Linked DNA regions of Homo sapiens: region 1 is linked to region 2. A link is a loop called in an ENCODE intact Hi-C map of the cell type or tissue named here. Cell type or tissue: HCT116. All regions are shown on one strand. Each heading gives the region's core, and the rest is flanking DNA. Links, peaks and the distances in the headings are about the cores only. Region 1 overlaps SCIN (scinderin). Region 2 overlaps C7orf78 (chromosome 7 open reading frame 78).

Region 1 (16,967 bases), core at 5,000-12,999, 71 kb before region 2:
GGCTGAGGTCTATTCAGATGCTCTTATGTACTAAGCATCATGTAATTAACTTTCCATGATTATTTCTTGTACATTTTAGAGTAATCTTTTCAAGTAGGTAATAATCTTAAAATCATTACATACACACAAGATGAAGTTTAAACAATCACTCAGTCAACATTTACTGTCTACCATATACCAGTCGCTTTGTTAAGGAGGATATTGATATAGTTTATGCACAAAGATTTTTTCAACATAGGTCCTGCAATTTAAGTAAACTTTGTATAAATTATCAAAGTAAATTTCTTCTGTCACATTTAGAAATGACTACAGACTATTAAAACAAATTTTTAAGTGGTCTTACAAAATTGAAAGTGATATTCATGTGCAGGTTAGGATTTACTGGTTTTCAATGGCCAGCTTGTATGCTACAGTTTAGTTACCTATTATACAGATTCCAGAGCCCTCCCTAGATTAGTGGAGTTTTGCAGGACCAGGGTGGAGTCTGAATTCTGTAGTTTTGAAAATGCCCCAGGTGATTTTGCTTGCCAGCCTTGTTAAGAAACCCGAATTATTTTCAAAGGAACTTTATACTTTATATCCATGTAATACAGCATAGCTCCACTAGAGGAAGCTATGACTCAGGATGAATATTTTCCCATTTAAAAATACTTCTTTAGTTCATAATGCTGTCCAGGAGGGAGAACAGTTTTGGTTGATGATGTGAAATAAAAGATATCTGTTAGGCTGTTGAAAATGAGTTTTAGAAATAGTAATTTTTAAAAGCAGTCACAAAATATTTAGCTAACACTTTCTGTATGGCTCATATTAAAATTACCAGTATTTAGCAGAAATGGTAACCATATTTCCTTTTGCATCTAGAAGAAAAAAAATCCACTTATTCATTATGAAAAGGAAATTACGCTAAACAAGTTATTAATTTGGTCTTCATGTAAAATCACAGAGTTTCGGAGCCAAAAATCCCTTAAAGAGCAGCAAATATAGTTTCTTTCTGTTACAGATGAGAAAACTACTAAATTCTGCATGGAGATTTACGATCTGCTCCAAATCACACGCTTAGAAAGTTGCAAGGGGAGGGAACACTGGAAGAATACCACTGTAGCAACCTCCTTAACTGGAGTGTCTTGCAGTTTTTGTTACCCTCAACAGAAAAAACAAACAAACAAAGAATAAAAAAAACTATAGAGTTGGAAGGAACCTACTTTCTTTGTTGTGTGTGCATAAGAATACTTAGACCCAGAGTGGTTATGTCCTGTGCAAAGTCATGCTCCTAATCATGTGCTATAGAGCTGATATGGAAGTAGGTAGGTTAATGCCTGGAACAGAACTGTTTTTACCCTGTTTCCCTCCAGCTGTTTCATTTGGTAGCTCAGCCCTCCTGTAACAAAGAACTCCTTCATTATGGCTAAAGACAATGTTTTAAATAGGGTGAAGACTTTACATTCTTATCAAGAATTTATAAGAAAAAGCTGATAAAATATTTTTACTCCATAAAGGAAACATTGTATTGAGTATTATATATCAAAAGATCGTTGCAAACTAGTACAGCAACAATATATAATTTTATGAAGTCACAGCAATAAGTTCACATATTTGTTGTTTTTCATAAAAATAACAAAAAGTATTAAAACTTAATTAAAAAAACATACAAGAGCAAAGAACTGATTCTATCTACACATTGCTCTTGGAGAGCAATGAGGAGAGTTCTCAACTGCAGCAACGGGAATCCCGCCCAATACAGGCCTCCCTAGCTACATCCAGTACTGTTGAAACAATAAATTTGGTTACAGTGAACTCACCATGTATAGTTTAGCCATTTTCCTGTTACTTATGTCTGCTATAATGTCATCATCATCACCTCCATCTGGAAGCTCTGGCTTTTCCCCTAAGACCTGGAAAAAAGTGAGCAGTGGATGCAAAGATAAAGATCTCCCATTGAAGGATGCAGAGTTAGAAAAATACACTTATAAAGACATGGATTATAAAATATTTGCAATTAAAATGACCAGGCTCAAACACTTCTCATCAATGCATACAAGGTAGTCCTTTTCATATAGGCCAAATCAATCAATTGCATTAAGTAAACAAGCACTGAGGTTGCTTGTTTGCAACCTCAAACAATGAATTTCAAGAAAGGAAAATCCCTAATTTGAGAGCCTAGGTGTCCATATTACTGAAAGCTAGAAGGAATTAATTAAAATTTGAGCTCTATGTTCAGCTCTGCAGCAGAATTTCTTCTATGACCTCTGCTTCTAGAAATAATCTCTCAGTTTTATGAGTTTATTATAATAAAGATTTGAATCAAAATTACTATTTGGAGGTAAAATACTACTATAATTATTGACATATAGGATGAAGTGCAAGCTCTTGATCACCCAAATCATGCTTCGTTTTCTGCTGTATCCTTGGCACTTGGAACAGTTCTTGGGACATAGTATACGCAGAGTAAGTGTTTGTCAAAATAATGAATAAATGAATTTATCTATTCTGTGCATATGTGATGCAATCCAAAAGTCCAAAAAAGTGTTTGGTAGAAAATACATTTGAATCTGCTTTGAATTTCTTTATATTAAAATAAAAAATATGTCTATGAGTACCTTAATTAATTTATTAATTAACACAAACAGCATAGAATGTCAAGGACAGGAATCAAATATAAACTTATTTTAAATAATTTAATTTTTATAATATAGATATAAATTCAAGTTTAGAAAATGCAAAGATGTTCATTTAGATACAACAAATATTTAACACACAATAAGTTCCTTACATAATGTGTTTTATATTCGCTATTCCTTACAATATATTGCATAAAAATGTGTACTGCAAAATACCAGAAAACAATAAAAATGTACTTTAATCCTTGCATGAGTGTAAGTACACTCTCAAATTTAGAGATGCATCAGAGAACTTATGTCCTCTGGGAACATACCTATCTTTTTATTTGTACTGTGATCAATAAAATGTTTTAGATACTGTACATGCTAAATGATTGTAATGCAGTTTTTCTTTTTTTGCTAAAAATAGAATCAAGCAAAAAAAAAAAAAAAAAAAACTAAAACACTTGTGACCAAAAGCTTTTTAAAAAAACACTTTTGCTAGAAGTATGTATAGCTTGTAAGAGCCATCAAAGATCTCCTCACATATACTTTTCTAATTCTCCTCCAACTAAGACCATAGTTAGGAATAAACAGTTTGTGTTAAGGGCATATCTAATATTAGGAAACCTCCCAGTGGGCGGACCCAGTCTGGGATTTGAGGCACACTCTAACTCTTAATTTTCAGACCACAATTCCCATATTAGCCAGGCATCTTAATTAGCTTCTCAAAGGACTGCAGCATAGTTGGGAATTGAACCCAAGGGATTTAGCAAAAACAGGCTTAACTCCAGAGGTAGAGAGATGCCATATATTGTCAGGTATCATCTCTAAGGATCACTTTAAAATTGAGCTCAACTAAGCATTTATCAAATATTTGAGGTCACTGGGGTATATAAATGAGTTTCTAACCATGTTGTCCAACACTTAAGGGCTTTACATCTGGCGTAGAAAGAGCAACATAACTAAATATGTTCACTTTATCAACTAGGCCATACATTTTGATCTTTGACATAAACTGTAAACACAGCTTGGAAGATCATGCCTGAATGTGAAACATTTTCATTTTGGGTTGCCCACGCGATTGGCATTTAGCTCATGTAATCCTTTGTATGTGAAATAACATATATTTTGACAATTTAATGGGGTACAAACACAGAGAAGCCTCATTTGAAGGTGTTACATAAAAATTTCGTCAGTTGTTCTAGCCAAGATGTATCTTGCAAGTTTGGAGCTCCTCTTTCAATTACTTTCTGTAAGTTTCTGTTTAAAAGTATTGCCGTCATCTAAATACTCCAAACTGAACTTATTTTCTACAAAATTAGCCACTCTCAATTCTCCATTTGTGTCAATGTATCTCTATTCTCTCCTCTTTATATGGACTTAAAATTATGTGGTCAGTTTTAAATACTTCCTCTCCTCCAATTTGGATCTCCTACCCACTTAGTCATTATTATTATTTTTAATCATGGTTAGTCACTGATTCCTGTTTATTCCTGGACACTGGCTGCAAGGCCCCTTATTTCACATTACTCCTATGTTGTAGGAATATGACTCTAGATCAAGGAAATCCTGTCATTTGCAACAACATGGATGAACCTATTGTATATTATGCTAAGTGAAATAAGCCAGACACAAAAAGATAAACAATGCATGATCTCATTAATATGTGGAATCCAAAATATCCAATTCATAGAAATAGAGTGGTAGAATGGTGATTGCCAGGGGCTGAAAAATAGAGGAAATGGAGAAATGTTGGTGAAAGAATTCAGACTTTCAGGTATAAGATAAATAAGTTCTGGAGACAAAGTATAGTATGATGGTTACAGTTATTAATAATGTAGTTTATACTTGAAATTTGCTAAGAGAGAAGATATCAAAATATTTTCATCACACACACACAATGTGAGTTGACAGATGTTAATTATATTGATTGTGGTAATCATTTCACAACTTATACTTCTATCAAAATATCACATTTTGTATATGACATTTTGTATATGACAAAGTTTGTACATATATGTCTATCATTTGATAGATATATATGTACAAACTTTGTCAATTATCCCTTTATAAAGCAGGAAAACATTTAAAATTTATTTTTAAATTTTAAAAAACTAAAAAATAAAAAAGATTTATATTTTACATCTGCTGCAGTGGTTCCTGAACTTCAATGTACTCAAGTAACACCTGTGTTACTTTGTAAATACAGATTCTTAGCTGCCAGCCATTGAGTAAATAAACAGGTCTATGGTGAGGCCCAGGAATCTGCAATCTAGATTATTCTGAATTGGGTGCTCCCACTGACCCAAAACTTCTGTCTGAAACCCAAGTCCCCTTCAGATGCTGAATGTCATCTACCCTGCCTTATTTCTCAGCATTCCCTACCTTGTACCTGTCTCTAATCAGGCTGACATACTCGGCATTCCATATGGAAGCCATGCCCATTCTTTCCCCGTAGCTAGCTAGGAGATTAATAATCGACCAGCTTCAGAGTTTCTCATGACCTGTCTCAAGACCACCCTTGGTGTTTGTTTATTTCTTTCCCTACTATGATCCAAGGTGAACTTTTCTTTTTAAAACTTAAGCAGGCTTATGTGGAAATTTGTATTTTCAGATAAAAGGATCAGGCAGCCAAGAAACAATTGCTATACTCTTTTACTCTCTTAATCCTTAGTTTTTCACAGCATGTACCTCTGTTTTTATTTATTTATTTATTTTTTACCTTTTAGTCAACTTTACCTACTTTGGATAAAAACTTCCAACATTTACACTGGCTTGTTCTCAAGATGTGGTTTCCCTTCTTTATACAAAAAAGTCAAGATGTTTGGCCACTTTAGAATAAATATTTGTAATGCATCATAAGAAAACAATAATGATGCATGACCTTGAAGAAGCACAATATGTAACTCAAAGCTACATATCACTGTGGATGAAAATGTGCCAAGCTGGTGCCAAGTCCTAAAGGCATTTATCATTGAGGGTCTTATGTGCTCCCAGCAGAACTCTGAGAGAGAGGCAGAACCTGTATCATGATTACTTTAACTTCATAGATTAAGAAAATGAGCCTGAAGGAAGTTAGGAGTTTTGCCTTAGATCCGTGTCTCATAAATATTAAAGCAAATATGTAAACCCCAGGCCTTCTAACCTCTACTTCAAAGCTCTTTATATAGAAAATGAGGCATTTCATTCTTCTCATCTTAATCATTTTAGGGTAGATGACTCTGTTTTATTTTCACTAAAAACAGAATCAGCTCACAGGTTCCAAGAATGAACATTTTAATTTGTAAATTCTGTATCTTACTTCTTTTCCTTAACTGAGAAACAATCAGTAGAGTGTAACATAGGGAGCATAGAAATAAATTGTAAGAGTGAAGCTAATCCTTGTTGTTATGGTATATTTACTTGCTGCAAGGCATTTTATGCCTTAGGTAAGACAAATATTTGATATTAGGGAAGATCCACAGAGATATAAAATGACCAGTTATTCCGAGAAAGCTGTGGTCTTATTTAGCCAGCTCCACCCACTCTGGATATAAGATTCCAACATTTACTCTGCTGCTCTCTCTCAGTGATGGCCTCAAAAATACCTTTATTCCTTTATTCATAAGTAAAATAGAGGGTGATTTCATATATTAAAGAATGGATAAAGGTATTTTAGAGGAGGGAAAGCATGTGAGGTATTTTAGAGGTAGGAAAGCATATTTGGATAAAAAGACAAAGTGAACTGGGCTTCTGCAAGAGATTTAGCTATAGCGCAGTGCTGTCCTGTAGAAATTTCTGCAATGATGAAATATTCCACATCTTTGCTGTCCCACACAGTTCTCACTAGCCATTTGTAGCTAATGAGTACCTGAAATGTGGCTAGTGTGACTGAGTAGCTGAATTTTACATTTTATTTAATTTTAAGGAATTTAAATGTAAACTTAAATAGTCACTCATGTCTTGAGGATGCCAGACACAGAGTGCAGCCCTAGAGGCCTCAGGGAATGCTGTGGCAGTGGGGAACTTATCAGGCAGGACTGGACTTCAGCATTCCTAGAATATCAGCGTATTAGAGGATAGATGTTGAAGGGTCAAACTCATAAGAAAATTACCCCAAAAGTTACTATAATATGGAAAGTTACCTTACAAGTTACTATAACACAGAAAGCAAAATCACAAGTCATTAAAAGCCATAAGCCAGAATGCCAACTTATTAAACAAGAGCAGTTGTTTTCACTGGCTGCATATTAGAACCATCTGGGCTGATATAAAAAAGAATGCCAATGTCTGAATCCAATCTCTAGAAATTCAGATTTATTTATTCTGATTGGAGCCCATGCATTGTATATTTGAAAAGCCTTCTAGGCCTGCTTTGGTGATGTGATTCAAGTGCTCTGTGGCATCAGCTTTGCTAGCCTGGTTTATCTACCTCAACCATTGGGATAGGTCTGCCAAGCATTTCTGAGGTTCACATTAGCTTGTTAGAACACATCTCCCCTGGACAAATTATTAGGGCCTGGTGGTCTGAGAGCTGCTCTGGGGCAAATCTCAGGTATTAAGATTTCAGGTCATTTGCCTTTTCTAGACATCACCAAACCTTTTTCCCTAAGGCTTCAAACCCACTTTGGACATTTCTGTCTGATCAGTGCTTGGATGAACGCTTCCGAAACTTGCCTTTGGGGTTCCTAATTTCTGTGCATTCTTCCATTGTCTTTTTGACACCTCCCTTCACTTGGCAGGATCAGGCAGGCTGAGCTGGGTGGAGCCGCTACTAAGAGTCTCTGTAATCTAATTTCCACACTTAAAATGGTATAATAAATAATATGGCTCAATTATCATGTGATTATTACTATGACTAGCATATGGTGAAAATTCAACAAATGGTAGATCCTGTACCCTTTCTTCACCTTTACATATGCAGAGTCAAATCTTTCCCTGGTCAAAGCATTACTCTTTCTGTCTTATACAACCCTGCAAATTACTGGACTAATCCTTTGCATAATGATTTTACCACTGGACTTCTTGCCACACACCTCCTCATGGACTTACACTTTATTATTTGTTCACGTACTGATCTAATGATTTTATAAAGCAGTCTATATGTCTTGGTAATGTACCTTTGTCAAAATCTTATATCTTAGATTTAAACTACAAATTGAATATAGACCTGTATATCCCTCTCCAGGCAAAACCTGGAGAAAAGTCTTTTATGCAATCAGCAGAAGAGTAGGTGACAATGCTGAGAAAAAGGAATATGATATAGTAATCTCTTCCTTTCATTGAAGTCCACAATTGTGTTGTCTATGATGTCATTAGTCCTTGATTATAAAACGAATTCTCTGATCCTCCTCTGTGTTTCCATCATATTTTCCCATATAGTCTTGTACATACGACCTTATTTTGGTGAGGCAAGATATATCTGTTATGTAAGGTTTATTTCTTGCGTGTCTATAATATTCTGGCTCTGTGGGAAAGAGCTGAGTCTACAATGGTTAACAGGTTAGCTTTGATCCCTGCTTTAGGTGAACTAACTTTCAGTGCAGTGTTTTCGCTGTTTGGAGTTGCTACAACAGAATACCACAAATTAGGTAATCTATAAAGAAAATAAATTTATTTCTCACATTATGAAGTCCAATATCAAGGTAGCAGAATCTGGTGAGGCCTTCTTGCTATCTCTTCTCATGGTATAAGGAAGAAAGGCAAGAGAACATGGAGAGCAAGAGAGCAAGAAGGGGCCAAACTCACTTTTAGATAATAATAAACCCACTCTCAAGAAATAACCCATTTCTGCAATAATAATGTCAAACTATTCATGAGGGCTCTAGTCATCTCTTATTAGGTCCCATTTCCCAAAACTGCTGGGTCCATAAAGATCATTCTCCTCTCACCGCTGGGGCTTCACTACAGTGTCTCTGGTAACATTATTAGTCTCAGTAACTTCTTGCTTATTTTCACTGATTTTGGAAAAGATTACCCTCTGGTACTCTAAGTTGGATAAAAAACTAAGTTGGGTAAGGGGAGAAATGGAGAAGAAAATAGGGCACCCCTATAATGAGAACATGAGCTAAACCTCCAGGAGTATTTTTTCACTGCCCTGTATCACCATATACATATACATATACACATATTTATATGAACTTGTTTAATTTTATCTCATCTTATCCTTTGAGGAAAAGGTACATAAACCTGATTTATATATAACTTTTAATTCAATCTGGCCAAGTTTTGTTTCAATGGCAAGGGAGTTGGGAAAACTTTTTTATCTACATAATCCAGAAAATTTCCAAGCATGAAATTTTAATTGAGCAAACTCAAAAATGGCTTTTCAAGTACTCTGAGGCACTTAAAAATATTTGCATAACTTCTATGCTATACATTAAGAAAATGTATATTCTTTCCAAAAAAAAATGTGTACCTCAATTACCCTAAACCAAATGCCCCTGTAATTTGGATGAAGGGCTGAATGCTAATGGTAAGAGATAAAAAACAAAGGGGTAAGCCAGTTGAATTAGTCAATTTTCACACTGCTATAAAGAAATACCTGATACTGGGTAATTAATGAAGAAAAAAGGTTTAATTGACTCTCCGTTCCGCATGGCTGGGGATGCCTCAAGAAACTTACAATCATGGCGGAAGGTGAAGGGGAAGCAAGGCGCATTTTACATGGCAGCAGGAGAGAGAGAGGGAACACAAAGGAAAAAACTACCACCTTTAAAACCATCAGACCTCATGAGAACTCCCTCACTATCACGAGAACAACATGGGGGAAACTGCCACCATGATCTAATCACCTCCCACCAGGTCCCTCCCTTGATGTGTGGGGATTACAATTACAGATGAGATTTGGGTGAGGACACAGAGCCAAACCATATCACCAGTCCACTGAGTACAAACACTGTGCTATTAAAACTAGTAATTATTATATGGAATATATAAAATGAGGCATAATTATCAAACATTTCTGGCAAAGTTTTTGAAGTTATAAAATAACTTCACAGCAGTTGGGATTTCCCTTGCTCTGTATGTTTAAGATCGCAGTGTCTGTAAGAAAGACAGTTTGGGTGTGATCCACAGATTTCTTATTCTTATTTCTACTTAAGCAAGTTACATAGCCTCTCTATGACTCAGTTTCCTCATCTGTAAAGTAAGGATGTAGCAGATGCTATTGGTGCTCTGCCCATATCACCTTGATCTAACTTAGAGTTCATTTGCAGATAGTGTCTTAAAGCTCTAAGTCTTCTGCTCTCTACATGGTGGCATTATTTGGCCATGGAGCTGTCTATAGATAGTATCTTAAAGCTCGAAGTCTTTTGCTTTCTATCTGGTGGCATTCTCTAGCCATGGAGCTGTACTGTGTCCAAATACAAGGCAGGTTCTGGGACATTAAGAACCAAGGAGCAATGCTCAAGCAATGAGGGATGGGAGTTACTGGCTAGACCCAGCAACCACTCAGCCTTCTGAGGGCTAATGCCTGAGGGTCTCTTTGGGACTCAGCCCCAGTTGCTCACTGTAGTAAGACACCTGTTAACAAAATGTTGTCTCACTTTACTCCTACTTGATGCTTTCAGGATCACCTTTCAAATAACAACCTGCCCCCAAGTCCTTGTCTCAGAGTCAACTTTTGGAGGAACACAACATAGACAGGGAATAAAAAATGTCTCCATATCACAGTAAGGGTTTTAAGAGTTAAATCCTGTAAAGCTCCTAGAAGAGTGCCTCTTCTATGGTTAGCACTGAATGTTTGTCAGGGTAGTAGTTGTTAGCTCTTTTGCAGCAATTAAAATCCATTTCCTAGATTATTTAATTCCTGTGTTAATAAGAAGAAGCACTTGTATGCCATCAAGAAAATGTAACAAAAAGATTAAGGAATGAACAGGAAGTTCAGCCTACCAGTGAGCCATCTACATTTACCCTTGTAGAACACAAGATGAGAGAAGTCGTGCCATTCCCTAACAATAGTGTTCCATAACAGTGAATATCACAATGCAATTGTAGAGCATTTGCTCCTTGTTTCAAAACTGTTTTTAATCAATATATTTGTCTTCTCTACATGCACTCTATCAGACATCGTTAAGATGTATTTTTGACAGCAGATTTCAGACCATTAATATTTAATTTCTCTGTGATACATGGTACATGACTTCACTTACCAACATAGTTCTATGAAGCTTTTTTGTTTACATACAGATATTAATATATTTTAGCAGCATGTTGGTACCTTTTTCATGATTAGTAGATTATGGGATATCTAACACTGAGAATTTCCTATTGGTTTCCACTGAGCAGAATACTATATTTACATGAAGAAACCATCCTTTCCTTACAAAGTCACTTTAAAGCCTTTAAATAAACATATTATTACATATACATTTTTTCAAAATAATGTAATTCTAAAAATTGTGATGCACTAGATACCCCTGCAAACATAACAGCAATTCTGATACATTAACACTAGTTTATACAAGTGCTGTCAATATAACCCAGTTCCAACACTCTGTGATTCTAGGCTCTGGAAAAACAGTACTTGGAAGCACAATCCAGGTGGCCACCATTTTAGGAACCTCTTTCCAATATGTGAGCATATTTCCTCATGATATTAAACAAATGCTTATTATCAAATACATACTAAGGAGATATGAATGGCTGAATCTTGCATATTTAACATTTTCGTATCTGGGCTTGGCTAACTCTAAGCACAATATGTAAGAGGAAACTGATACGAAGTAAATACTATTGTTTATTATTATATACTTAAAAACTAATTTACAAAATGAATGCAAGAAATCATGAATCACTGAATCAGAGACCTGGCCCTTTTATATCTGTGTTTAGCTGAGTCTTAGCACAAAGGATAAGATGAACTTGACCTAAAATTACTGAAAAAATACAGTCTGTTAGTTTTTTTTAAATATATTATCACTATTGTGACAAGTGGAACACTAAAAGGATAGAATAGAAACTGCCATTATAGTTCAATATTTATATTAGCTTATCAGTTCAGATATACGTCTTGTGGGGCAAAGATCCATCCCTCTCCCCTGTCCTACCCATTAAATCCATCTGTCTTGGAACTGCATTATCCTATTTACAGAGTCTATTGATATTCCCTCACTTCAGCTGCAAGCTAAAGGGAAAATTAACTCATTCAGAGATGATTGCCAAGTGGTGTTAACTTGGACTGATTAATATAACAGTGGTACCTTGTCTGTAAGGTTACAAGTCTTCGTTATGAAATTTGGTGTGACAAAGGGGGAGATTATGTGAAATGTTATCACTTTCTTGCAGCATATGATAAGCTGTTACTATATGAATTTCTTATCTTTGTTCAGAACATTTCAACTTCCCCCACTGGATGAATTGGTGAGGAACAAAACGGGTATCCAAATTCAATACTAGAAATCCAAGCAACAAATTCATTAAATTAAATAACAAGGAATGAATAGTGTCTTGAACAGTGCCTGGCAAACAGTAAGCCATCAATACATGGTAGATCTAAATAGCTGGAGCAACACTAGTGTTCTAGAGAGCGTCGCAACTTGGGGCAGGTACTCCTTATCACTGTAATACTTTGGATTTCAGGAGTGTACTAAGTATTATTGCAGTAAAGCAAAATGGAGAAAATGCATTAATTACAATGCAGCAAAGAGGAGAAAGAGAAAGATTCCTACTTGCTTGTATCTCTGATAGTTCATCTCTTCTCTATATGCAGTGTAGCCTCAGGACTAATTTAGAGAGGGTTGCGAATATATTTGCTCCCTTTAACTTAAAAATCTTTGAATGGTAAGTCGGTAAATGGACCTCCTCTTTCCCAATGACTCTCATAATAATGTTATTTCAATCAAACGACAAACACTTGATGAGCAGTGCCTATGTGTCAGGCACAATGCTACATGAATGAGGGATTACAAAATATTTAAGACATTGTTCAATTTCCCAAGGACTTACAAAAAGTCATAGGAAAATAAAAGCAGGATAAATAAGGAAGCTAAAACTACTTGGAAAACATACAAATATTTAGACCCAACTGATAACTCAGACAATTCAAATTTCCATTCTTACAAAGTACAGAGTTTCGACTAGAATGAAAAAAAATAGGAGGGCAACAGAAAAATAGTTTAATGACTTATTTTTTGTGTGGGTATTACAAACCCATAAAGCAACCTTAATCTTTTTTTTTTTTTATTTTAAGAGACAGGGTTACTTTATGTTGCCCAGGCTGGAGTGCAGTGGATATTCACAGGCATGATCATAGCTCACAGCATCCTTGAACACCTGGACTCAAGCAATCCTCCCACCAGAGCTTCCCAAATAGCTGGCACTATAGGTGTGCACCACCAGCCTAGCTATATATTTATTTATACCATTTTCCTATAAAGCCTTAGACTCTTTCAAAAATGCTAAATATATTGTTACAAAGTGGTCGTGAGAGGGATTTTCACAAAGCTCCCCATTTCAATTACTAGTACTTCTTTGGTTCATTCGATACAACCCTATAAAGATAAATGGAGAATGATTGATTTATCTAATCAAAGGTCACGCCCCAGAAATAAAGCTCTTTCCTCTCTCTGTAGTATCATTTTCAAAACAATCATTCTTTATTTAAATGTACAACTATATTTTCATTAAAATATTAAAATACAAACCCATGTAAGTCTAGTAAACTTAGGACAAACATTTCCACAGAAAAACTTTAAGGAATGCTGACAAAATCCTAAGCTTCCAAATTCCAATTTGATTTGGTAATCTTTTACTTTGTATTCCAAAATGTATGAATGTTCCCATGATCAAATTATTAAAATTTAAAAATCACTCATTTCTGTAAATTTAAAAGAACTTTGGAAGCACTAGCAATGTGCACAGCCTTTTGACATTAACTTTGGGGGAAGAACAAGACAAATGTACTAGATGACTCAGTAATAAAGCACTACATCTGTGTAGATCCTTGGAGTTCATGGAGCAAATTCACCTTTAGTCCAGAGCAGTGAGCAGTGGTGGCCCCAACAGTTCCCAAAGAGGCAGCACTGGAATTGCAGGCAACAGCCAATCAGGGTAGCCAGGCAGCGGGCAGCAGTGTTACATGCTGTCCTGGCAAGAAAAGAATTGGAGTTTTGTGGCTGCTGGATTCTAAAAGGGGTGATGACCTGACCTGAGAGGGACGTAAGGTAACATGCATTTTAATTCATAGATGAAGAGTTTTAGATACTAGCTACATGTTTCCTACCGTGTGAAGCACTTTCACTTGGAGTATATGCCATCTGCCTAATATGTGGGACAGTATTGCACTAAGTATAAATAAGCTCAAGACCTGTTTGTTGTTTTTCGAGAGGCTGGTTCTAACTATCACCTGAAAAAAGAAGAGGAGCAGAATATTTGAATTATCCTTTCTAAGTACCAACTGCCTTTCCATGTAAATCTAGTTGGTCTTAAAACTTACTTTAATCAGCATATGACTTTGTTCATGTCTACATCAACAATATCACCTAAAATAAGGGAATTTTTTAAGCCATACTATCCCCTAAAAAACAGAAAAACAAGCATACTTAGTTTCTGGAACTACATATTTCACAGTTAATTGTCTTAATTATCCAAATACGAGTGGGCAATGAGTTAGAGCTGTGAGGGCTACACAAATATAAAGGCAGTGCCTGCCCTCAAGGAACTTAGCATTGATAACATATAAATTTTATTTTGCAAAGTACTTTGAAGAAGTATGGCTAAAAATTTACTCTTTGCCTTAACAGGCTTTGTAGAGTACATCTCTAAAAGATAACTTAAGAACTATCTTCACTATTCAACTCTAGTTTTTACTAACAGGACAGCCAGATCAGCATAGGGTAAATATCCCATCAACTTTCCAAGAGAATGGCTGAATACATTCTTTTGTTTTCATACTGTGAATTATGACTTAAAAAACAAAAGGAACACATTTTCTATTTTGGGAGAACCTTTGGAGTTTAATCTAGACTATATGCTAACATCATAAAGTCTAAAATAGGATTTTCATCATGAAAAGTCTTCCAACAAATTGTGGTGTTATTCAGACCATGCTCTCTGGCCTCTGAGGACCCTCACGATTCTATTCCCACACTTTCTGACTATTTTCTAGTGCATGCTTATCTCCTCAACCAGACAATAAAGTAAGCAGAGTCTTCAAACTTCATTGGGAACCAACCCTGCACTTGATAAACAGTTATTAATGGAGACATAATATGTTATTCTGATTTTCTTTTTTTTTAGGTCAAAAATCTGAAACAATCATTGCATGTATGACTTTCCAGAGAGCCTTACAGTCATTTTTATAAAAGCAAGAGTTCAACAACAGTTCAGCAACACAGCATCTGCCTACCATCTCCCTGTAGAATTTTTACTGCCAGTATTTCACCACCAGCATTTACAATGATTATAGGCTTAACGAATTCATTAAACTATATTTAAAAAGTCTTTCCAGAATAAAAAAAATTGTTGTTGTTTCAAACAACTTGCCCTTTCTTCATCTTCATTCTTTTTATATCTACCAGATGCTGGGTTTTTTTCTTAATGAAAGTCTAAAAAACATAGTATTTTTTTCCTTGGGGTTTTTTTTGTTTGTTTGTTTGTTTTTTGCTTTCCTCCTAATGTTTACAAAACGATTAATCAAGGAATAAAGTTTGGGACCTTAGGGCTAGTGAAATATTTAATTTTTCTTCACATTCACTGATTATTTTAAATATGAAAAGAAGAAAGATCACGAAAAAAGCTTTACATAATTTATGTGCAGTCATTTATGGTAAATATATTTGCAGCAAAAACAAGCTCAGAGTAAAATTTGACTTTAGTTACAGAGTTTAGTTTTTTCCACATATAGGATTGTCTTCCTATTTAGGCACACGGGCTTTTAAAAGTACTAAAGATACAGAAAGGAGGGTGAGCACACATCCTGTTTCCCCAGACAGTCTTGTTAATGATGGTTGTGTCCTATCTCCTCAGTGCCCCCTTTTACTCTACAATGTGCTTTGCTTTGGAGGATAAATTTATGGTCACCCTGGAGATAAGCCATATAAAAACTGTGTGAAAATACTGTGATCAATAGCTGAAATACTTCAAACTAAAGATAAATTTTTCAAAAGACTCTCAGAAAAGTGTGAGTTTCAGTGTTGAGCACTTTAATGTGTTAGACAAGTTCAAAAATTTCAGCACTCAATACAGAGTAATGAAAACAGGCTCATTTAATTGATTAAAATATCCGTGCTTTCAAGCCATTTCTAACTTTCACATAGAGAGACTTTCAAAGCTTTTAAAGTTAATAATTTTAAAAGAACCCCATTAGAAATGAGTCTTTTAAAAGGTCAAATTTAGGCCGGGTGCGTAGGCTCACATCTGTAATTTCAGCACTTTGGAAGGCCAAGGCCGGCGGATCACAAGGTCAGGAGTTTGAGACCAGCCTGGCCAACAGAGTGAAACCCCGTCTCTACTAAAAATGCAAAAAATTAGCTGGGTGTGGTGGTGGGTGCCTGTAATCCTAGCTACTTGGGAAGCTGAGGCAGGAGAATCACTTGAACCCAGAAGGCAGAGGCTGCAGTGTGCCGAGACCGTACCACTGCACTCTAGACTGTGTGACAGTGCAAGACTCCAGCTCAAAAAATAAATAAATAAATAAAACCTCAATTTAAAATATATTTGAAAAATTTTTAGATTTTCAGACTCCATCTCTAGTAAAATCAACTGTTGCACCAGGGTCTCAGAAAAAGAAATGACATTTTCAAATTTTAAACAAGGATACTCTGTGTGTGTGTGTGTGTGTGTGTGTGTGCATGTGTGCATGCATAGTATAGACTGGTTTGGAACACTTCTGAAACCTATTAGTTCCCTTCTAAGAAAAATATTTGCTAAATGCATAAAACAAGATACAAAGTATTATAATGGAAATAAATTACATTGAAATGCAGCTATTAAAATATCAAAATACATATTTTAAAGTTTGGTAAAGTAATATATGAGCTTTTCATTAACTCATTAAATACTAGTGAGCAGAAGATCTAATAACAATAATAATTACCAAGTAGCAATGAGCATAAACGTATTTTGAGGTTGTGTACAATAGCTATAATGTGAGCTGAAAAGTCACAGTACTGTTCCTGCTACTCACGTTTGCTTATTACTTTCACAATTGGAGGAAAGGCCGTATTTCAGTTAAGAGGTTAGTGAAAATAAAGTTGTAATTCTTCCCAACCAAGTTCATGGGCTTTTTGTATTCTATCCTTATCATTACAACACTAAGAAAGCCTAGAAGTCAAACAAGTTTGTTATAGGTGCTCAATTAATTAATCAAATAATTACTCTTTCTTGTAATCAGGCTACAAAACTACATTTCCAAAAGCGAAAAGACCACTGAATGCTTTTTTTCCT
Region 2 (16,967 bases), core at 3,660-11,659:
CCTAAACTCTAGAGACATTGCGTATAGTGGTTAGGAATCTGGACTTTGCAACCTAAAAAATAAAAACTACCTGGGTTTGATTTCCAGATGCTCCATTTATAAACTGTGTGAAGTTAGGCAAATTAGTAACTTCCTCTACCCCCCCATGTGTAAAATGGTGATGATGAATCCATATTCAACACATATATAGGAAACATATGTACATTGTCATAAAGATACAATTGGACTATGCATACAATGCACATAAATAACTAGAACACATAAAATTTGCTCAATAAGAAGTAGTTATTATTTGCTCTGGGACAGCATTCACATTTAATTTAAAATATATAGTAATGAATATGTTTGGTACAATAATTGTTTTGAAAACAAGTTTTAGAAAAGTATTTGCTTTATAGAAAAAGGCAAAAATGCAGCATTTAGCTACAAGGCTGAAGGATTCTGAAAGTTATCCTGAAAGCAACTAAAATATACTCAGTTTTATAAAACTATTTCCTTTGAGTTTTAACATGCATCTGGTTTGAATTAGCATTGGAAAACACTATTTTTTTTTTCCTAAATAAGGGCTTGATAGTCTCCACATAACACTGACAATAATACCGTTTAATTTTTTACATAGTCACTTTTTCAAAACTTGCTCAAAATTTTCACTTGCTCAAAAATTTTACAAAAGGAAATACAAGCAGCAGTTTATACCTCGGCCTTAACCAATTGCTAATGTAATTATTTGACCAAAGAGTGGAACAGGTTCATCTCTCGTTCACCATTTTTGTATAGCTTTATGCAAGTGCAGGCCTTTTTCCCTCATTGCTTTAAATTCTTAATTATTAATATTCTCAGCAAGCATAGAATTAAATCAATTTTATTGTGTATCCAATGGAAAGCTTTTTCTGTCAATCAAATGTCAGTATTTTCTCCAAAAGCAGCATTCTTTTTCTTTTTCTTTTCTTTTTTTTTTTTTTGAGATGGAGTCTTGCTCTGTCACACCTCACGAGAGTTCAGTGGCACGATCTTGGCTCACTGCAACCTCCGCCCCCTGGGTTCAACTGATTCTCCTGCCACAGCCTCCTGAGTAGCTGGGATTACAGGCACTTGCCACCAAGCCTGGCTAATTTTTGTATTTTTAGTAGAGGTGGGGTTTCACCATCTTGGCCAGGCTAGTCTCGAACTCCTGACCTCGTAATCTGCCTGCCTTGGCCTCCCAAAGTGCTGGGATTACAGGCGTGAGCCACCATGCCCGGCTCAAAAGCTGCATTTCTTATCTAACAGAATCTTAATATTTTAATTTCACAGACCTTCCATTTTACTCCATAGAAGTATTGATTTACAGATCAAAGTTAGAATTCAGCGACCTGAATTAGAGAGCAAAAGGAGCCCAAGCCTTGAAAAAGGCAAGAAGAACCCTCAAAATGCTCACGCATGACTCAGAGGAAAGAATAAGATTCTTGGGATGTTAAGAGTTTGACAACTCTAACCAGGCTCTGTGGTCTGCTTTTGCTTTCAAGCTGATCCCAATGGAGAGTTTAAGAGGTGCAGGTTCCGGAGACCAACTGTATGAAATAAATTCCAACTCTATCGCCAACTGTGTGACTTGAGCAAATTGCTTTTACAAAGGGAGAATACTGATTTCTAGCTCAAAGGATGATTCTGAGGATTGAATCAATTTGTTATAAAATGTGGAGGATAGTGCCTAGCACAAAGTAAAGACACAGTAAATATTAGCTGTTATATTCTATATATATGTATATATGGCTGGGACTACAGTCGCTTGCCACCACGCCTGGCTAATTTTATTATTATTTATTTATTTACTTACTTTTTTTCTTTTTTTTTTTTTTGAGATGGAGTCTCGCTCTGTCGCCCAGGCTGGAGTGCAGTGGCGCGATCTTGGCTCACTGCAAGCTTCGCCTCCCGGGTTCACGCCATTCTGTTGCCTCAGCCTCCTGAGTAGCTGGGACTACAGGTGCCCGCCACCATGCCTGGCTAATTTTTTGTATTTTTTAGTAGAGATGGAGTTTCACTGTGTTAGCCAGGATGGTCTCAATCTCCCGACGTCATGATCCGCCCGCCTTGGCCTCCCAAAGTGCTGGAATTACAGGCGTGAGCCACCGTGCCTGGCCAGCTATTATTATTTCATAAACGCATATATATACAGGCTAAAGCAAGTGTATGTGTGTGTGCACGCGTGCACACATGTATGCAAGCATGTGTGTATACATGTATGTATATTTACACATAGGCCTGTAAGAATATACATATGTATAAGTATGCATACATATATATGCACCAAAATAGTGTGCCTTTTGGTTTTATCTTAAATTTTTTACTTGTCATGGACCAATTTTCAAGTAAGTATATATAGCTTTATCTCATTTAAAAAAATTACTGTCTTCTATCACATTGTATAGATGTACCATTGTTACACTGGTGTACCTTTAGTTTTTCTTTCCAGGATTTTTGCTTTGCAAATAATACTTAAAGTTACAGGTTTCTATATATTACCTAGTATATGAGTATCATTCTTTCTGAAGAATAGATTCCTGGAAGTGAAAGTGATGGGTCAAATTATATTTATATTTTAAATTTTAATAGATTCTCCCAAAGTATTCCCCAAGTATATCATACTACTTCATACTCCTAAAAACTGTGTGTAAGACTTCATTTTTTCAGACTTTAGCCAGATAATGCTAACAGTTTAGTTATTGAAAATCCAGTGGGTACAAATTGTATTGCATTTGGCTTTAATTTGCATTTTCTTGCCGATAGTGAAGTTGAGCATATTTATACTTTTTGGCTGTTTACAGGTATTTTGTGACTTTTATGTTCATAGTATTTATATGTTGGTCTATTGTGTCTTTCATTTCTTTAATCATTGTGTATGTTAGAAATATTAACTCCTTGTCTCATATATGTTTTACAAATATTTTATCCTAATTTGTTGGTTGTATCTGGACTTTTTTCCTCTTTAAGTTGGACTTTCCACACTGAACTTAAAATATTCTCCCATAGTGCCTTCTAATACTTTTATAGCTTTATTTTTTCCCTTTAGATATTTAATCTACATATACTTATGCATATGATGGCTGAAAATATATAGTTTTATTTTCATCCACATGGGTGCTTGATTTTTTCATAGTAGAATAAGTACAAAATCCGAGCTAGAAATTGAGAAATGAATAGGATCTTACAAATTCCTTAGTCCATGGTTCCATTTCACTATTCAGATGACTAATTCCCACCAAAAGAAAACCCCAGAGTTTAAGGCAATTTGATTTGAATGTTAAAGTTTGCTGGCTCATCTGAAATTACGTCATTTGGTCAGATCATCTCTTGCCATGACATTTCCTGCTGCATGGGTCTGCATTAATCAATTTGGCTTGTACTGTTTTCACGTTTAGCTTCCCCTTCTAGATATCTTTGGCCTTCCCTAAAATTATACCCCTTTACACACCATTATTTCAAACAGATGGTAATGATTATTATTGCATCTTTTCTGTAAGATAATGTTTTGTTTTGTTTTTTCAAAATTCTGAGAGTTTCTGCAACTTCTGGTTTGGTTCAACTCTCTTCTGAAAATAACAAAGCTTAATATTCCATTAATAAATGGCTACCAGACAGGAAGATACTCATTTTTGTAGGCCAGGCTCAGGTAGGAAATATATATGAAATTTGATTTTTAAAATGTATGTATATCGGCACATTTGGGCAAAAGTTCTAAAGGGATAAGCCATGGTACAAGTTTTCATGTTTTATTTTTTATTCTTTTTAGACAGGGTCTCACTCTTGCCCAGACTGGAGTGCAGTGGTGTGATCACAGCCCACTGTGGCCTTGACTTCCCGGGCTCAGCTGATCCTCCTAACTCGCCTCCTGAGTACCTGGGACTACAGGCATGCATCACCACACCTGGCTAATTTTGTATTTTTAGTAGAGACGGGGTTTTGCCATGTTTCCCAGGCTGGTTTCAAACTTCTGGACTCAAGTGATCTGCCCACCTCAGCCTTCCAAAGTGCTGGGATTATAGACATTGAGCCACCACACCTGGCCACAAGTTTGTTTTTGAGAGGAATTGTTTTAATTTTTGTTAGCATTATTTATTAGCATTTATTGTTGTTTCAGTTTTAGTTGCTGAAGTAACCATATTGGTTGAAGAAAATTTAGAAAATACAAGGGTAAAGAAAAATTATGGGCTGGGTGCAGTGGCTCACGCCTGTAATCCCAGCACTTTGGAAGGCCGAGGCGCATGGATCATGAGGTCAGGAGATGGAGACCATCCTGGCTAACACGGTGAAATCCGGTCTCTACTAAAAATACAAAAAATTAGCTGGGCGTGGTGGCAGGTGCCTGTAGTCCCAGCTACTCGGGAGGCTGAGGCAGGAGAATGGCATGAACTCGGGAAGTGGAGCTTGCAGTGAGCCAAGATCACGCCACTGCACTCCAGCCTGGGCAAGAGGGCAGGATTCTGTCTCAAAAAAAAAAAAAAGAAAAGAAAAGAAAAATTGTGTTCTGACATAATCACTTTAAATATTTTAATCTATATCTTTTTTAGTTTTATATATACATATGCAGTTTTTGACCAAAATTAATATCATAATGAACATATTTATTTTTTTAATTTACTTTTATGACTTAAAAGAGTAATTGAAAATTATGTGTTTAGCAATAAAACCTGGAAAGACTGATGGCAGTTCAACTTACAGTTTGCTCTTGCCCTTTGAAGAGGATGTATCTCTTTCACTTGATTTTACTTTTTAAAACTTTTCTCAATTCTTAATAATTATGTTTTCTTCCTCACTTTTTGAGAATAATGGTGTCAAATTGCTAAAAAAAAATCACCACTTTGGAAAGAAACCAGAATATTTTCCTTCAACAGGAATCTGGGGTGAAATGAATAAATTATGTAAGTTCAAGTTATTGAGCAATTTTTCCCTGTGAGTGGACAAGTATTTGAAAGAAATAAAGAATACTAGATCAATGCAGCAAGTGGATCTAAGAAAGTATGATGTACCATTATAGAATGTTTACCTGGCATTCAAGAAGATAATTCAAAGCTACTATAGCAATAACTAAAGGTAAATATATGGTTTGAAAACAATGTTTAGATAGAAAAAAAGAGTATTAATTATCTAAACCTTCAAATAAAGGAGATAGAAAAAGAACCACAACATAGACAAAGAACAAAACATGAAATAAGGGAATAATAAAGATAATGCCACTAAAAGGAAATGGAAAACAGAGAGGTAATTTCCACAACTGAAAGTTATTTTTCAAAAAGATTAGTGGGCCAGACATGCATTTGAACAGATTGATCATTAGTAAGAATGTATATATAAACAAAACACAGAATGAAGTATTAGTAGATGAAATAACAAAAGATATAAAAGACATAATGAAACATCAAGTTGTGACTAGTATAATAATTTGATAATACATTAGAAAGCCAAATGAAATGGGCAAATGATTTAAAAATGTAAAGTGACAAAATTAGTAAAACATAAAAAAAACTTGAATAGGCTAATAGCCACTAAATATATTGAATTACTATTGAAAATGTTTTTTTATCTTAGGAAGTACCAGAAAAAGAAAAGTCTACGGGCAATTCCTACTACATATTCATGCAACAATATTAATCCCTATTTTATACAGGTTTAATCAAAAATAGGAAAAGAGAAAAAATGTCAAAGTATTGTTATGAGGCCACATTTTATTGCCCTTGGCCACATTTCCTCAAGAAGACTTTTACCTTTCAAAACCATTAAGCAAGGAGCTTTTTCTACTTCCATTCTATTTCAATTTCTATTTCCTTTTCAATTTAAAAGGCCTTCAGAATTGTATTTTTTATAATGAGAAAAAGAATTAGTTCCCTCTGTTTTCCATCTATCAAATAAGAGCAATTTACAAGTCAAACCTACAAAATAGTACTGAGAGAACAAAAGTGCTGAATTTTATTCCACTACAAAAATTTTAATATTAGCGCTTCTCTCCCTTAGTAATGTTTTAACTACTGATGACAGGTTTTATAATTAGTCATAAAACATTTTAAAATAAATTCTTGCTATTCATTCTGGAAAACAGAAAAATCATTTATCTAGTGTAAAGAAAGAGTGGAAAAACCTTTGTTCATATGACGAATTTTTTTTTAGAGACGGGATCTCCCTCTGTCACCCAAGATGGAGTGCAATGGTGCGATCATGACGCACTGCAGCCTTGAAACCCCTGGGTTCAAGCTATCCAACCTCAGCCTCCCCAGTAGCTGGGACTACAGGTGTGTACCACTACACCTGGCTAATTTTTAAAGTTTTTTGTAGAGAAGGAGTCTTGCTATGTTGCCCAGGGTGGTCTTGAACTGTACCCTCAAGTGATCCTCTCACCTTGGCCTCCAGAAGTGCTGAGATTATAGGTGTGAGCCACTGCACCTGGCCTGAATCCTTAATATTAATATATATATATTTTTGAGACAGAGTCTTGCTCTGTCACCCAGGCTGGAATGCAGTGGTGTGATCTCGGCTTACTGCAACCTCCGCCTGCCACATTCAAGCAGTTCGCCTGCCTCAGCTTCCCAAGTAGCTGGGACTACAGGCGTGTGCCACCATGCCCGTCTAATTTTTTTATATTTTTGGTAGAGACAGGGTTTCACCATGCTGGTCAGGCTGGTCTCGAACTTCTAACCTCATGATCCTCCCACCTCGGCTTCCTAATTTAATATTAATTTGTATAGCAATTTTATATAAATTAATATTTAATTTGTATACAAATTAAATATTAATTTGTGTAGCAAATGTTTAGTGATCTAATAGATGTAGGTTGGAAGAGCTTATGTTGAAGTAATCTCTGCATATAGCATAGTGCTTACTAGCTCAGGCTTTGTAGTTAATAAGCCTGGATTTTATATCCAGGTCTTCTTTACAAGCTGTGTGGCCTTGGGCAAGTTATGTAAACTCTCTTAGCCTCCTCATCTTTAAAATGGTAACATTATTTTAGAGAGTTTTTGTGAGAATTAAATTAGGTGATGAATATATGTAAGTTAAGAATAGCTGTCTCACAATAATCTTCATCTTAGTTATTATCTGTGCTATGATGTTTATTGTTGGAAGAGTTCAATTATAATGTAAAGAATCTTTAGCTAAAAGTTTAAGCAACATAATATACCTGATTGACAAAAATGTCTTCAAAATAACTTTTTGAAAGACACATTTATTTTGCTAAACGAAATAATGCTGTAGAAAGATTCCACAGGTTTTTACTATCATCTAATGTCCTGGGATCCAATGAAAAAGACTAAAATTTGTGGTTGAAAAGATTTTTTAAAATCACCAAAAACTTGGAGATAAGGCCAATGAAGTACAGCATGACCTTTCAACATCAACCTGGGGAATTGGTTAATACGCCCATCCAATTAATATCAAATTATTCAGAGCTACACTGTCCAATATTTTAGCCATTGACTATATGTGGTTATTGAGCACTTGGAATGTGGCTAGTCAAAAGTGAGATGTGGTTTAAGTGCAAAATTTTGGAGTACAAATACAATTTCCATTTTTAATGCAATGAACAAAGAATCTTAGTAGAAAATCTACCCACCTCAGCCTCCCAAAGTGCTGGGATTATAGGCGTGCACCACTGCGCCTGGCTGAGAATATTCTTGATATATTGAGTTACATAATTTTTTTGTTAAAATTGTTTTCACTTTTTTTTTTTTTAACGTACCTGCTAGAGAATTTCAAATCACATAGTGGCTTAAATTATACTTCCATTTGATGGTGGTGGTTTAAAGGAATGCAGCTCTGTATGACTCACTGTTTACCATTAACTAAGGTCCTGACTCTCTAAAATTACATGTTACGTGGTAGATTTCATTCCAGTAGGAATGCAAATGATTTCTCTCTGGTAGAGAGGATAATTCCATCGCTTATGATTTTATTGTCCTGAAAGATAAGCAGCTTTGTAAATAACCTAGGAAGCCCATAAAAACATTTTTTAAACATGTGTACAAATATCCAGAACTTCAAAATGGCCTTTTATCCACCTTTCTTATTTTCTTGATTCCCTCATTGAAGAGTTATAAATCTTTGCTATGTGTTCAGGCTAGTGATTTAATAGATTTTTGTTTGTTTGTTTGTTTGTTTTGAGACAGAGTCTCACTCTGTTGCCCAGGCTGGAGTGCAGTGGCGTGATCTCGGCTCATTACAACCTCCATCTCCCAGGTTCGAGCAATTCTCCTCCTCAGCCTCCTGAGTAGCTGGGATTAGAGGTGCAGGCCACTACGCCCGGCTGATTTTTGTATTTTTAAGTAAAGATGGGTTTCATCATGTCGGCCAGGCTGCTCTTGAATTCCTGACCTCAAGTGATCTGCCTGTCTCAGCCTCCCAAAATGCTGGGATGACAGGCGTGAGCCACCGTGCCCGGCTTAATAGATATTTTAGAAGGCTTAAAATATTTCATTTTCAACTAATAATATACATGAAAGTTATTGTCTGACTTTCCGAAAATTATATACTTTGATGCAGGTAAGTCCTTATTATATTACAAATATATAATAACGTTAAATTAGCTTGGCTTTTACTGCCCTTCTTCTGTTAACTAACAGCATGATAATTTTCCTAAATCCAGCTATGACATAATCTAGTATTGTTCTGAAAGTCACTTTGTAATCCAGAATTCACAAACTACACAAAGATAAATATAACCGGAAGTTTATAGATTGCTGTTATCTGTTGTTTGCAAGGATGTGAGCATAGATATCATAGTTTTATGTTAATGTAGGCTATTTATTTCATGCTGCTTTGAGCAGCTAATCATTAATGTTCTCAGCAAGCCTTAAAGTTAAGCCGGTATTTGTCTGGCTCTGATGAAAAGACATAGACTTACCAATAATTTAAGCGCAAGCATTTCCTTAAAAGTTTCATTTTTTACCTCATGTGGTGGTATTTCTACCTCATGTGGTCGTAATTCTACTTTAAGTTCAATGAACAAGAATCTTAAAATTTTAACATTCCTGACAGATGCAAAACAGTGGAAGTACATATGACTCCACAGAGGTGTTAATTTATAAATAAAAGTTAGTGCTTACCTAGAAATCAAACTTGGTTCTCTTCAACTGCTAGTGGATGACTTTGATTTTTGTGGGCTCCCCAGAGTGGGAATCAATAACTAAGTTATCTATATTTTATACAGCTCTCAGACTATTGGAGTGAAGTCATTCATTGAAAACTATTTATAAGCATCTACTGTACATCAGCTACTCTCCTTGGCACTGGGACACAACAGCAAACACATGACAAAATCCCTTCCTTCATGAGGTTTCTCTATTATTTGGAGAGGCCCAGTAATTGGAAAAGGGTAGTTGGAGATGAACACAAAGAAATAACCAGGACTACATAATGAAGGGCATTAGAAGAACTTTGGCTTAAGATGTAAAGACATTGGAGGGTTCTAAGCAGAAGAGTAATATGATAAAAATTGCATTAAAAAAAGTCAGACAGACAAGTCTGCTGTTGTGTTGAGGATAGACTGAGGTGGGTGTTACCTCCAGTGGACATGTAGATTGGAGACTATTGTAATAATTAAAGCAAGAGATGATAGGGTTTGGACTGGTGTATTTACTGGAGGCAGCAGAAACTTGTTGGGCTCATGATATAACAGCTTATAGGCTGTAAGATAAAAAATGAAAAAAAGGGTGTCTCCATTTTATTTTTATTTTTTGCCTTAGCAAGTACAAGAATGGAATTGCTATTAACTGAGATAAACAAGACTGTGCAGGAATTGGCAAATAATATCAGGGTTAAATTTTGGATCTGGTGAGTTTGAGAGAATGTCTAAAAAGAGATCACGGGGAGATGTCAAGGAAGTTGTCCTAGGTGAGCGTCTAAGAGTCTGGCGTTCAGAAGATATTTCAGTGCTGGGTATATATATTAGGAAGTCTTGGGTGTGAACGTGTTATTGGTGACATTTAAACCAATAAGAATGAATGACATTAGGAGGAGGCTGAGGTGGGAGAATCAAAGCCAGGAGTTTACAGTGGGCCATGACTGTGTCACTGCAGGAGTTTACAGTGGGCCATGACTGTGTCACTGCACTCCAGCCTGGGCAAGAAAGAGAGACTCTGTCTCTAAAAGAAAAAAAAAAAAAATAAAACGATGAGATTACCAAGAGAGTGTATATAGATAAGAAAGAGATCAGGCCTAGGACTAAGTCCTGGGGCATTTCAGCCTTTCTACTCGCATAACCTGAGTAAATTCAGGTATCTGATTTATTTAATCCAGTATTTGCTGCATTTCTTTTTCTAAAGAGCACATTTCTTTTCAAGAATTACACATTAAAATTCCAGGGAACTTAAATTATGCAAAATATCCTTTGGGAAATGATTTAATTTCATTGCCTCATCTTTCCACTTAATGTTGCTTATGTCAACAATGCTATTAAATACGTACTTGCCTTTATTTCAGTAGTTTTCATAGTGAAATTGGAAAGGTGATAGGATAATCCATTTGATAAAACTGGCAATAGCATTAAATCCTACCCTCCCCTTTTATTAATTTTCAATTATAATCATCAAATCTTGATCAGAAGCAAAGAAGTTTCAAGTCATTTGTTTTCTTTCCCTCAAAATATTTAAACAAAAATTTAGAAAATTATTTTAACATGTTAAAAGACAGACCTTTCCTTCTAGTTGGAACTATAAATTCTCCAAGCCTGGTGTTCTTTAAGAAGGACATTTATTATTTCTGTTACTTGGAGATCTTCTCTCTTTTGATATACTTGAGTGTCTCAGAGAAGCTTCTTAAAGTGTATTAGAAAAAACTGAAAAATGAAGATTCAAATATTGATTTCAATATGCCATAAACATACTAAATAAATGTTGATTATTTCAACCTATGCCACCTTGTATATGTGAACACAAAGCTCATACATATACTCTTTTTCTTTTCTTTTCTTTTTCTTCTTTTTTTTTTCAGAAATAAACACTATCACTAACCATCTGGTATCCTATGATTCCTGAAAATAAAATCTATTTCTAGGAACAATTTAAACCGTAGAAGAACTTCACTGTGTCATGAATTAAACTTTCCTATTTTTTTGTCTTTGGATGACATCCTCTGGGAAAGTGCCCCATTTATATTTCAGTGACTTCAATTCTGGTTGCTACCTTGTTCTCTATTTTTTAAAGTAAAAATATTTGATTTTTAACTACTACTTTCCCACACAGCATAACAGTCATCCTTTAGTAGAATATATGCTATATCCAGAGAATTCTTATTTCTATGAAGGAGGCAAACAGATAAAATTTGCAATCTTTGGCCTTAGAGAAACATGGTGGTCAAAATTAGTAAGCATTATTGTTGTTTGTCTCACATTAGCTTTACCTGAGACTAGAGCATCTTTAACTTTGGACATTAACAGAAAGCACATTATCAGCATTTCCACTCATAGTTGCAAGATCTAACTTTCACAAACTAAATCAAAAGCCTTATGATTGGATTCTGATCCCTGTGGTAACAAGGGAATTTCAAATTATGCAACTTTCATTTGTTGTTTTAGCACTTTCTCATGCCTCTGGGAGAGTGCAGATTTCTGTAGAATCCAGGAAGGTGCCAGAATTCATCAATGTTCTCACTGGGAAATGCACGGGAGATGAACATTCAGGCCAGAGTTCAGGAAGCCCTATGCTGTTTTGGTCCATCAGCTATCTAAATGAACAAAAGAGAAATGTGTGAACAGAATTCACTGAATCAGTTTCTATAAAGGGTGAGACTTACCTGAAAGGTCACTCCTGGGACAAGAAACTTGGCTGCAAATGCTAGATGTCATTTGCTTAATCCTCTTATTCACTACAGAAATAACTAAAACCAAGCTTATAAAGGCATGATAACAAAAAAGAATGGTTGAACATGACTACAACTATGATGTGGAAGTAGAACTATACTCTGTTGGCCAAACGGTCAAATTTATTTTTCGTACTTACCAGAAAGCATGCACATGCAACTGAGGGCAACAGTACAAGGTGTTTTGGAGTGCCATCTTGAATAAGTGATGTTAACATTAAATTCCCAGTGAAGACTTTAGTTTCCCAGCTTATAAAATTATAACAACAATAATAATAATTATAATACCTGACTAAACACTGCATAGTCTGAAGACAATTGAGTGAGGTTATGCCTATGAAAATGATTGCACATTACTGAGTTTGATGTATAAATGCCAATTAAAAGCTGCAAAAATTAAGGACTTCTAAATACATCCTGTCTTACACAATTCAACTTTTCCTTCTGTATTAGCACCAGTAGGGTAGAATAGTGCAGGGAAGTGTTACAATGAGGCTTCCCACTTAGGTGAGGGGAGACAGGAGCTCCTTTAGAGAAGGGCTATAAGTTTTTAAAGGATGTGGAAATGGGATGTGTTTCCTGTTGCCTTGAAATGGAGGAAAAGCCTCAAAGCTAAAACTAGGAGACAGGTTGGTTCCTTCAAACCAAAGGAAGCCAACTTCCTGATTTCTTACACATGGACAAGAGTTTTCCTTTATATAAACTCCTATGTTCCATTGAAACCAACCCAATAATCCCATAGACTGTTCTTTTTGATACACATAGAAATTGACCTTTCTGTTCTTAAAGCTTGAAGCTTACATTTGTTTTATCTGAGTTCCTTCCTCAGGAAAGCACCTTCAGGCCTCTTAAAAAGGTATCCAAGAAGTGAAACTCACCAGATCATGACATCCTAACAATGAGAAGCCTGGAGCCCTCATTCATCATGATTGCATCCTTGCCTCTCCCTAGTTCCTGTTTCTTACACATTGTTACATTTCTTTCTACAGAAGAATGTTATATAAACCCATAGGTTTAGTCAGTTAGAGAGATGGATTTGAGCCTGAGCTCTCATCTCCTTGACTGCAGCACCTGATTAAAGACTTCTTCCTTGGCAATACTCATTGTCTCAGTGATTGGCTTTCTGTGTGGTGAGCAGCAGGACCTAGACTAAACCCCTGGTGTTTTGGTAACACCATCAAGAAACTGCTAGAAGTTCTATCCCTATGGGGCTTTTTAAAAGGTAAATAGGCCAGACCAACTACTCTCACCCTCTCTTCTGTCCAAATTAAGGAATTAAGGAATAAATCAAACATCTGAAGGCTTTGTTTTTTTGTTTTTTGAGACAGAGTCTCACTCTGTCACCCAGGCTGGAGTGCAGTGGTGGGATCTCGGTTCACTGCAAGCTCCACCTCCCAGGTTCATGCCATTCTCCTGCCTCAGCCTCCCAAGTAGCTGGGACTACAGGTGCGTGCCACCACGCCCGGCTAATTTTTTGTATTTTTAGTAGAGATGGGGTTTCACTGTGTTAGCCAGGATGGTCTTGACCTCCTGACCTCACGATCCGCCCACCTTGGCCTCCCAAAGTGATTGGATTACAGGTGTGAGCCACTGCGCCCGGCCCTAAAGGCTTTGTCTTTTAAAGGAGGCATCACTACCCTTGGGGGAAAGCCCTGAGGAATACCCATTTCTGATTTCTGTGAGAAAGGAAAAAATAAGGTAATCCCTGCAAAGCCAATTCATGAATGCTCAGGATTATCATTTATAAAGAGTAAGGGTGCATATGGGTGAAGGAAGCCAGCAGGCTTGCTCTGGATGAATGCTTGCTGAGCTACAGAACTGCAGAGGCCACCTGTGGAGCCCTTTAGTACAAGGTGTTTGGGGAGCTCCTGGTAGAGGAGTGGTTTCATATATGTCCCCAAGAGGTTTTAAGGATGAGCATTTGATCATAGAGCATCCTGCCTACTTCTTATCTAGAAATGTAAAAATGGGTGGCTCGCAACGTGAGGGAAAGGGGAAAGGAAAACGGGGGTCTTCTGTACTCACGCCATTTGGTGAGCCGTATGGAGGGTTCTGTAAACACAGTGAATTAATGAAATTGATGAGCTCCAGCCATCTTGTGAGTAATCCCACCAATGATAAGATGCCTCTTATCAGACCTGTAAGAGGTAGTGGGCTGAGGCAGGGACTTAGGGCAAGTTGCTGGACGCTGGTTCTCAGAGGACTGTGCCAAATGAGGCCTCTGTCTAGGACAGAGAATAATGCGCAAAAATGTCCTCCATAAGTAGTCACTATTTGAACATCAGCCACACAGAGGATGTCATGGCTGATTACAGTAGTCTCTGTTACCTGAGCTTTTTGCCCCTGTTTCTTCCATTTCTCCTCTGGACACCAACACCTTGGAGATAAAAGGCAGACCAAGAAGCAATGGAGTGTGATTGAGACAGGTGCAGAAAGAGAGAAACAACAGAACGTTCTCTTCCCCAGATCCTGGAGCTACAGGGCAGGATTTTGTTGAAAACAGCAAACAAATTTTGAATTGGATGTGAGATTAGAATGTTAATTTAGAATGAATGAGGCTTTCTTTCTTTCTTTTTGAAATTTAAAACAATTGCAAAGAATCTCCCAATTAAAAAAATTATTAAAGTTTTACATGTACGTATAATAGTGCATAGATATTAAATAAATATTTCTATGGAGTTATCACAAAGTGAATGCATCTATGTAACCAACATCAAGGTCAGAAAATACTACATTTCTGGGACCCAGAAGGTTATTGTACTCCTTTCCTTCAAACCAAAGGAAGCCAACTTCCTGATTTCTTACATGTGGACAAGAGTTTTCCTTTATATAAATGGAATAATAATGCAGTATATACAGATATGTGTATATATATATACATTGTACATATATAGAGCATCTGGCTTTTAAAAAACTCCTAAGTATGTTTGTGAGACTCATCCCTATTGCTTGCATATAGCAACATTTTGTTCATTTTCTTTGCTGTATAATCTATTGTGTAAATATACCATAAATGGATACTTTTATGTATACATTCTATTATTTATTGGCATTGGACTTGTCTCTAATGTAAAGGTTATCACAAGCAATTCTGCTATAAGCATTCCTATATATATCTTTTAGTGCATACAAATATATCTTATATATCAGCTAATTATACAGCATTTAGAATGGAATTTTGTGTCATAGGTTATATGTATGTATACATCCAACTTTAGAATATATTGCAAAATATTTTTCCAAAGTACTTGTTCCAATTCTTCCCCCTCAAGCAGTGTATAGGAGTTCTAATTGCTCTATACCCTTGCCTATTGATATGGTTTGGCTGTATCCCCACCCAAATCTCATCTTGAATTGTAACTCCCACAATTCCCATGTGCCATGGGAGAATCCCAGTGGGAGGTGATTGAATTCTGGGGGCAGGTTTTTCCTGTGCTGTTCTTGTTATAGTGAATGAGTCTCACGAGATCTGATGGCTTTAAAAATGGGAGTTTCCCTGCAAAAGCTCTCTTCTCTTGTCTGCTGCCATGTGAGATGTGCCTTTCACCTTCCGCCATGACTGTGAGGCCTCTCCAGCCATGTGGAACGGTAAGTCCAATAAATCTGTTTCTTTTGTAAATTGCTCAGTCTTGGGTATGTCTTTATCAGCAGTGTGAGAATGAACTAATACAGTAAACTGGTACTGGTAGACTGGGATGCTGCTGAACAGATACCAGAAAATGTGAAAGCGACTTTGGAACTGGGTAACAGACAGGGGTTGGAACAGTTTGGAGGGCTCAGAAGAAGAGAGGAAAATGTGCAAAAGTATGGAAACTCCTGGAGACTTGTTGAATGGCTTTGACCAAAATGCTGATAGTGATATGAACAATAAAGTCCAGGCTGAGGTCGTCTCAGAAGGAGATGAGGAACTTGTTGAAAACTGGAGTAAAGGTGACTGTTGTCATGTTTTAGCCAAGAGACTGGCAGCATTTTGCCCCCGGCCTAGAGACTTGTGGAACTTTGAACTTGAGAGAGATAATTTAGGGTATCTGGCAGAAGAAATTTCTAAGCAGCCAAGCATTTAAGACGTGACTTGGGTGCTGTTAAGGGCATTCAGTTTTATAAGGGAAGCAGAGCATAAAAGTTCAGAAAATTTGCAGCCTGACAATGTGATAGAAAAGAAAAAAAGCGTTTTCTGAGGAGAAATTCAACCTGGCTGCAGAAATTTGCATAAGTAATGATAAGCTGAATGTTAAACCCCAAGACAATGGGGGAAATGTCTCCACGGCATGTCTGAGAACTTTTTGGCAGTCCCTCCCATCACAGGCCCAGAGGCCTAGGAAGAAAAAATGGTTTCATGGGCCAGGACCAGGGTCCCCGTGCTGTGTGCAGCCTAGGGACTTGGTGCCTTATGTCCCAGCTGCTCCAGCCATGGCTGGAAGAGGCCAACGTAGAGCTCAGGCTATGGCTTCAGAGGGTGCAAGTCTCAAGCCTTGGCAACTTCCACATGGTGTTGAGCCTGTGAGTGCACAGAAGTCAAGAATTGAGGTTTGGGAGCCTCCGACTAGATTTCAGAAAATGTAGGGAAACATCTGGATGCCCAAGCAGAAGTTTGCTGTAGGGATGGGGTCCTCATGGAGAACCTCTGCTAGGGCAGTACAGACAGGTAATGTGCTGTGGGAGCCCCCACACAGAGTCCTCACTGGGGTACCAACTATTGGAGCTGTGAAAAGAGGGCTACTGTCCTACAGACCCCAGAATGGTAGATTCACTGACAGCTTGTACTGTGTGCCTGGAAAAGCCATAGACACTTAACACCAGCCCATGAAGGCAGCTGGGTGGGAGGCTGTATCCTGCAAAGCCACAGGAGTGGAGCTGCCCAAGTCCATGGGAACTCACCTCTTGTGTCAGCATGACCTGGATGTGAGACATGGAGTCAAAGGAGATCATTTTGAAGCTTTAAGGTTTGACTGCTGTGCTGCATTTCGGACTTGCATGGGGTCTGTAGCCCCTTTGTTTTGACCAATTTCTCCCATTTGGAATTGCTGTATTTACCCAGTGCCTGTACCGCCATTGTATCTAGGAAGTAACTAACTTGCTTTTGATTTTATAGCCTTATAGGCAGAAGGGACTTGCTTTGTTTCAGAAGAGATGTTGGACCGTGGACT

The links. Peaks named below come from ENCODE experiments on the same cell type or tissue, not always from the same donor. Only the 100,000 strongest peaks of a DNase experiment are listed, where the experiment ranks them.
Region 1: a loop joins it to region 2, with 1.9 times the contacts of the local background. A loop is called at or near these places in 12 of 110 quality-filtered maps.

Annotation. Positions count from the first base shown.
Region 1 is chr7:12,607,726-12,624,692 of GRCh38, reverse strand. SCIN (scinderin) reads right to left here. Exons shown (of 16, transcript NM_001112706.3): 5 at 1,800-1,892. Among named protein-coding and RNA genes, the nearest start is that of SCIN, 45 kb to the right of the region's middle. In HCT116, for the core only: no CTCF peak of the experiment used is centred there; no DNase peak of the experiment used is centred there.
Region 2 is chr7:12,535,638-12,552,604 of GRCh38, reverse strand. It overlaps C7orf78 (chromosome 7 open reading frame 78), which reads right to left. Exons shown (of 6, transcript NM_001386514.1): 6 at 11,335-11,685. The coding sequence ends at 11,682. Among named protein-coding and RNA genes, the nearest start is that of SCIN, 27 kb to the left of the region's middle. In HCT116, for the core only: no CTCF peak of the experiment used is centred there; a DNase peak (open chromatin) is centred at 7,784.